Regions from separate parts of the Homo sapiens genome. Here region 1 is linked to region 2. Evidence: chromatin contacts called from ENCODE Hi-C data. All regions are on one chromosome and are shown on one strand. Each heading gives the region's core, a stretch centred on a gene start or an enhancer-like site at or near the end of the contact. The rest is flanking DNA. Distances are from core to core; before and after follow the strand shown.

Evidence for each region. A loop is a pair of places that touch in the nucleus more often than their neighbours do. Pooled maps may share reads with other maps.
Region 1: a pooled map shows a loop between it and region 2 (12-fold over the local background). The contact joins the promoter of KCNMB4 here to the promoter of MIRLET7IHG in region 2. A Hi-C loop is called at or near these places in 3 of 50 pooled maps.

Annotation. Positions count from the first base shown.
Region 1 is chr12:70,364,113-70,367,865 of GRCh38, reverse strand. KCNMB4 (potassium calcium-activated channel subfamily M regulatory beta subunit 4) reads right to left here and starts at 1,576. Exons shown (of 3, transcript NM_014505.6): 1 at 796-1,576. The coding sequence starts at 1,131. RefSeq lists a silencer at 1,521-1,760.
Region 2 is chr12:62,601,273-62,604,978 of GRCh38, reverse strand. MIRLET7IHG (MIRLET7I host gene) reads right to left here and starts at 2,236. Exons shown (of 2, transcript NR_186001.1): 1 at 2,144-2,236. It overlaps LINC01465 (long intergenic non-protein coding RNA 1465), which reads left to right and starts at 1,545. Exons shown (of 1, transcript NR_121682.1): 1 at 1,545-3,228. MIRLET7I (microRNA let-7i) reads right to left here and starts at 1,293; the gene lies at 1,210-1,293. RefSeq lists enhancers at 853-1,374, 1,375-1,896, 2,003-2,192, 2,273-2,382, 1,897-2,418 and 1 more and silencers at 1,223-1,522, 1,613-1,922.

The DNA of each region.
Region 1 (3,753 bases), core at 327-2,826, 7.8 Mb before region 2:
TTTTCTTCTTGCTTGCTTTCGAGACCAATAGAAGTTGTCAGAGAAGTCATATTAGGTACATTTCACTGAAGGTTTTCTATTTTCAGCAAGTTTTACTGTTCTCCAGACGACTCCTGACTGTCCCTAAACACAAAGGGTAACTAGGCTCCCTGTAGACTCTTTTGAGAATCTATTTCATGAAAACTAGGAGCCCTCTGTACTTCCCAAAATGGACCCGCAATATTCCACATTTGATTCCGGGTCGTTTGTCAAGCCACAAAAGCTTATCTTTGAACCCCAAGTTGAAAATGCCTATGTAGAGCGAAAAGGTGAGGAACTCTCTCACAACTTTCGAGAGTCCCCTCGACCTTTCAAGGAAGGTCATTCCATCTGAGTTCTAGATGAGACCAGCTGAAGCTCGGACCTTGACCGTGAGCTGGAGTAGGTGGATCCCCGCTAACCACTGGCTTTAAATGGAGGAAAAGTTAACTTTCTTGGCTCCTTGCACTTCTCCAAACCCAGTCCGGTAGGCGCAGGACCCGGACTGGGTCGAGGCCTCAAAATCTGAGACCAGGCAAGACAGGTTTTAAAGTAAGCCTCTGGGCACCACTGGTCGCCGCGCGTAAACCCACCTGAAAAGACCGGAGCCCTGGGGCTCCCTGATGTAGTCATTCCTGGTTTGAGCACAGCCTGCGCCACCTGGTCTCCTCCTAGCAATGCGAGCACACGCCGAACCCTCCCCGCGCGGAGTCTAACACCGACGCTGCCTCCAAACCTCCCTCGCGGGGAGCCCCTGGGTGCGCGGGGCGTTCTTACCTTGGGGTTGGTCAGGAGCTGGTGCTCGTCGCTGTGCAGCAGCGCCCTAGAGTTGGACTCAGAGTTGTTCACGTAGACCTGGACGCAGGGGTACTGCGAGGTGCCCCTGCAGTCGGCGCCACAGGTGAAGGTGCACTCGAACACCTCGCCGATCTGCTGCACCGACAGCACCGTGCAATTGGCCTCCGTGGCTTGCAGATCCTGCAGCGCGGGACTCAGCCAGCAGAAGCCGAAGATGAAGAGCGACACGACGCCGGAGATGATGAGAAACAAGCCGAGCCGGATGCTCTTGTCCTCGGCTTCCGTGTACTCGTAAGCCACCCGGAGCTTCGCCATCGCCCCCCACTCTCGGCGGCTGGCGTGCTCCCCCCGCCCCCTCCCGCCCCCGGCGCCGAGCCCGACTGCCTCGGGCGGGAGGAGCCGCCGCCGCCACCGCCGCCGCCGCGCGACAGCAGGGGAGTGGGCGGCGAGGGGGAGCGCGCGAGAACAAAGGGGCCGAGGCCAGCGACGCCCCCGGCGGCGGCGGCGGCAGCGCCCCCCAGCCCCCCAGCCGCCGCCTGGGCCCCGCGGTGCAGCAGCCGCTTCAGAGCCTCCTGCACCCTCGGGCGCGGGGAGCGCACGGACCGCTCCAGCTTCCAGCGCCCCCTGCCAGCCTCCGCCCCCGCACTCTCCCCGCCTCCCCCACCCCGCCTCCTCTCGTCGGGTGTCTCTCTGTCTCCATCGCCCGCTGGCCGCTACTCCGCTGACTCGCCCGGCAGCTGCCCCAAGGCTAGGAGTGTCTGAGCTGGGGCGAGCCCGGGGGCTCCCCCGTGCAGGAGGAGGCTCCGCCCCGCCCCGTCCGCAGCAGACCCGGGCCCTTCCGCCCCGCCCCGCTCCGCCCCGCCCCGCCCGGGGGCGTCTCCTTTGGGCGAGGGGCTGACGGGCACAAGCGACAGCGGCGACTTGCAATCGGAATCTTCGCTCACTCCCCTTAGAGGGACGTCCGAGATGAAAGATTAAGATCAATTTAGCTTAACCGGAGGGAAGTTAAAATAATAATAATAATAAGAGGGGAGGGTGGAGTTCAAGTGGAGCGGCGGGAATCTTGAACTCCAAACGAGTACTGGTCACCTGCAGGGAGAGCGGCCAGGCTCCGGGCGCACCCCGGGAAGCGGGCACGGGTGGCGGTGTGGGAGGACACGAGCCGCCCAGGCCGGGCGGATCGAGGTGAAAGCCCCAGGCTAGCGGTGTGCGCTGGGAGGTCCCCGGGGACGACTGAATCGCAGGTTCCCATGCCACGGGCGGGCTGGCGCGCGGTGGTGCCGGAGGCGTGACCCAGCCGCGCCCACGCCGCCAGCGGCTGCGCCCAAGGGAGCGCAGTAACCGTCCAGTCCCAGGACTTGGGCCTCCTAACCGTCTTGGCGCAGACCCGCGCCCCCTGACCCTGCTGAGGCCGGGAGGGCTGCAGGATTGGAGTTAAACAAGCTGAGTCAGGTGGAGTTTGCTGTGGAGGCAATGTGCGTGGGGGCAGGAGGCTGGACGAAGGAAACTTGCTGCTTAGGTCGTCGGTGACCCTTGTGGCAACTTAGGTCTCTGGCAGCCGAGTTGACCCCAACTTGATTTGCCCCCATGGCTGGGGCTGACTGAGACCAAAGGAAAAAGGTGGAGAGCTTTGCAGCCTGGAAAGAAATACCACTTTACCCATCAGAAAAGTACTCTTGCTTTGGGGCTCGCAAGAACAGAATCATTTCTGTCGTTTCCCTCCTTAGGAGTCTTGCCACCCCTGACCCGCCCCAGGATTTGTAGATGAGGTTTCCAGGAGCGCTGCTTAAAGCGACAGCGCCGGGCAGACCCACTTTGGGACAGGTACTGTTTCTAGACCTGTGTTCTGCTCTTAATTCTTGCCGTTGCTCCCTCCTCCCCCAATTACGCTAACAATGCTTCAGCCTCTATTGTTTTCGCGACCTTTTTAAAGTTAGAATGACCTTTTCCCAAACTACACTTTTATCATAAAATCAAACTTGAGAACTATTTATATGTACATTTCGAAGAATAAAATCAGAATATTAACTTCCTTGCAAACTACATAAACTTTTTTTGTTTGCTTGTAAGTCTCAAATGAATAAACTCTTAATTATGTTCCTGATGAATACGGAAACATGGAATCATGGAATTCTTGACTTCTCTTTCCTGGACTTCAAATGTTACTTAACTGGTATTGAGTACCTTTCGACTGCAGTTCTGATAACGTTATTTTGAAGCACTACATTATGACAGGTAACAAGTATTTCCCAGCAATGGGCAAATTAATTACAGGAAGATCCTAAGTGTCTTTTTCTCAATAAATTAAGAAGATGTAGAGTTTGAAAAACGTCCAAATTAGGAAGATGCTTTGTTCTCTAATACCTTTCAGGTTTTGAGATTTTCTTTTTTTAATTTAAATGTAAGAATTGTATTCTTTTCCTGTTAGCATAAAGACAATTGTGATTACATTGCTTAAAAGTGAGTTTAATAATTGAAATAGCATAACCGAAAATCACAAATCTTCAATCTGAATCTTTTTCCTATTGCAGGAAAAATAAAAAACATAGGAAATAATCTTTTTTTTCTATTGTTATAATCTTCTTTTCCAAGAAAGGAAAAGCTATGTCTAAGATCTGAAGCAATGATGAACAAATAACAAGATACAATTATTCTAGCTCAGTATGTTGAGGAACTGAAATGAGGCAGAATTAATTCCTATTAATGCACAGCAGTTGGGGGACTACCAATAATTTAATGAATATGGTTCGTTTTTCAATGATTCCAGAGCTCAAAGTCTTCTGTGAATGAAACCTCTGCCTCAAAACTGAAGTACGGTGGTCTAAGTCTAGGGAACAAAATCAGAAAATTCTATCTTATTTTAACTGAAATTCTTGAAGTTTTAAAATTCATTTTCTTTCAGTTCTGCATTTAGTCAATTTCTTTCTTGGCAATTAT
Region 2 (3,706 bases), core at 987-3,486:
CAATCAAGGCACATATATTAGATCACTTTTGAATGATAAAAGCATCAAACTCCTGCTGAAGGGTTTGGTTGGTTTAAAGAACTGCCTTATTTGTTTTTCAACTGAGCATCAGAAAACCATAGAAAACTGCGATTACATTATATTCAAAACTACTTATTCTGTACAAATACAGATCAGTTTTCAACGAAAAGTACTAAAACTGACCACTTACTTCCCTCAGTGAAAATAAAATAAAAATACAAGTATCTTGTTTTCCACGCAGACTTCAGGGTATTAGAGCACTGAGTATTTTCATTAGTTATCCAAACTACCTTTTTTCTCTATGCAAAGGTATTTTCCTATTAGGAGTAGTGGCCACTCAGGAATCAAAATGAGTGTTAGTAGATTTTAAACTCAAATCTAGAAACCACTTTCAATTCCTAGTCCTCTTCTCCCATACAAAACCTCAAAGATGTAAGTACCACATAACATTAGAATCAAAGGCCATAAAAACCAAAAAACCAACCCACCACACCAGCAGAATCTGAGCCCCAAGGTTAAACTAAAAAGAAAAAACAAAAAACAAAACCATTCACAGCACACTGTACATAGAATTTATTTGTTTGCCTCATACATTAAAAAATCGGAATAGTGCAATTACCTACAAATAATTTCAATCTTCTCATTCGCGAGTTGCAAAGTTTAAAGAGAAACTTTAAATTGCTTTGGGTTTACGTTTTTAAAGACACACTCAGATTTACTAAGAGAGCATATCAGAAACCAGATCTAAAATGTTAAGGCATAAACTTTAATTATCAGGTCTACTTCTTCTGCCCCTCTAATGCCAGTTCTGCAGATCGCTCACACCACTCCAACCTACAGCTAAAGAATGAAGTAAAACAGGTACACACTAAATTTGGCATTTAACTGCTGAAAGAAGTGTTAGAATTTTTTAGGGTGAAAAAGTTATCTGTATCAATTATCTTACACAATTCCACTCCTTCCTTCAAGAAAAGGAATCCAATGGCTTAGCTCTTTCCCAACCTTTAAAATGCATCGCGGTCCACCCCACTCCCCTCAATTCCTTCTAGGAAAATGTGAAACTAACGGTTTCCGTGGTGGCCGCGCCGGCCGGGCGCCGAGGCTTCGCGGGCTGTCCCCAGGCAGCGCCCCGGAAAACAAAGGGGATTCCCAGCCATTGTCCTCCGCGGCGCTGAGCATCACCAGCACTAGCAAGGCAGTAGCTTGCGCAGTTATCTCCACAGCGGGCAATGTCACAACCCGACCAACAGCACAAACTACTACCTCAGCCAGGGCCATGGTGTCGGGGAGGCACGGGACCACGCGGAGGGCAGCAAAGCGGCTCCGGCGCTCCTCCGTCCTTCCTCGCCGCCGACGTCGGCCCGCCGCCCCTTCTTTTCCTTTGCCTTCCCCCCGCGCCGCGCCCGGAGACCCCGCCCAGCACCCAGCGGCTCGGCTACTCCCGGCGCGCCCCGAGAGCTACGGGGATGAGAGGCGGCGCCGGCGCCCGGGTGATACAGCCGGCGTTCTGTACGTCAGCCACCGCTCTGAAGAGAGAAAAGCGGCGGTGTCCTGCGGAGAGAGCCGCTCCCTCCACTGCCCGAGGGGAGCGCGTCGCCTCAGCCGCTCGAAAGCAGGAAATGGGCGGCAAAAGCGCAGTCAGACACCAACTGGTTCTGGACTGCCCCCGAGAGGCAGCGAGCAGCGCTCCCGCGCTTCGCCCGCTAGGAGCTGCCGCCACGTCCCGAGCTGCGCCGCTCGCGCCCCTCCCTGCTCCGAGTCCCCGGTGGGGGCTGGGCTGCGGCCGAGTCCGGTACCCGGGCCCCCACCCGCGCCGCGCTGTCGAACCCGCCGCCGGCCCGCTCTCGGCGCCGATAATCGCCGGCGGGCATCCCGCAGAGGCTGCCGCCGGCTCCGCCAAACAGCAGCCAAGGCATAGCCGGGAAGTCCCCAGGCCACCCGTTCCCCAGCACCCTTCGGGGAATTCCCGTTCAGCTCTACAGGAGGCGAAAACGGAACAAACGAAAACCCCTTAACAGTGAAACCGGGCCCGGCGATGGCCCGGGTGGCGACTGCGACGACTCGACGCGTGCGGACACAAGACCCGTCTCGCGCTCCGCTGCTCCTGTGCGTCCGGACGAACCTTAGAGATCACTTAAGGAGGCTCGCGCGCTACTCCTCACCACGTGACCGCCCCGCCAGGCCGCCCCCCGCGCCGCCATCTTACATCCGGGACAGAGGCGGCGTCCCCTTTCCCTGCCTTGGCAGGCGTCAGCGTGCTACCAGAAATCAGCCCTGAAAGAGGGGACCCCGATTCCACGTCACCAGAGTGCTGAGGCAGCGGGCGATGCCCTCCATCGGCTCAGCGGGGGGGAGTGGAGTCCCAAACTTTTTTCGGCCTTTGCCCGCAAAGAAGATGGCGGCGCATATCGCCGCCTAAGCGGACACGTTGTACCCTGGCCGTGGTTTGAAGTTTCCGGCACCTCCTTTCCCAACCAGCAAGGACACAACCATACGAGCCCCACCCACGCGGGGTGGCTGCCGTGCTACATTCCGCAGAAAACAGGCGGGAAAGCTGCGGCACAGCCCGCTTTAAACGCAAGCTTTTGGGACTTCTGGTTTTGGCTTTTTCTTTTTAAGCCAAGTTAGGGAGAAGGCTGACTGCCATGGAGCCACTTCTGCTTTTGGCCCAGACAACTTACGGGATTTTTTTTTTCCTCCCATTTAGAGATTTTTTGTAGGAAGTTAACAAATTATTTTAAAGAAGTAGTTAGGGCTTGTCAGATAAAATACAGGACGCCCAGTTAAATTGGAATTTCAGATAACCAGTGTTTTGGCATATGTGTGTTACATATATTTTTAAAATTGTTTATCTGATATTCCAATTTAACTGCACATTCTCAATTTTTAATGACTGTATCTGGCAACCCTATCAGCCTTTACCCCTGAAAATCCAGACTGCTTATGACAAAAGTAAGGAATGGAGGGAAATGAAAAGCATGTTTACCTACAACTTAGAATTGTCTTTGCCCAGACTTTGATCCTTCATGGAGGCCAGAGGGCCGTGGTCTAGAACAAAATTTGGCAGCAACTCATAAAGATATCCTTGTATAATTCCCTTTCTGGCAAAGTAAGATTTTTTTTTTCTTAAGCTATCACGATGTAATTTTGGACAACAGATCCTCTTGGCCAAGAGTTTAATTGCAAATTAAAAATTAAATAACTGGCTTTTTGTTTCTATTCTACATGGTATAGGCGATGGGACCCAAACAATTTCTTAAAGTAGAAGTTTTCAAGTTAAAAATCAGCCTGCCTGACATATTTCATAAGAACATTTTTAGGTGCATATTCAGAAACTATTTCCAATTAAGAATATTTGTGTAAACATAATACATTTGCAGTTAAATGCTTTACCTGACAAAGCATAAACTCACCTATCAATCACTAAGCATAAACTCAAAGCAAAAACTCAATCACACCATAAACTCATCTATCAATCACTTACCAGAAAGTCTGTAGAAACTTCACACCATCCTTCCTTGATAAGCAAAGATTGGACTGCCATGGGAATCAACCCTCACTGCTCATTGACTGCGCAGTGGATCAGATTATTCTGTACCAAAGCAAATGTCCTTTGCCATAATGGCACAGATTTTTAAATGGCCACTAAACACCTGTTTGGTCTATGGTATACAGATTTGTTACA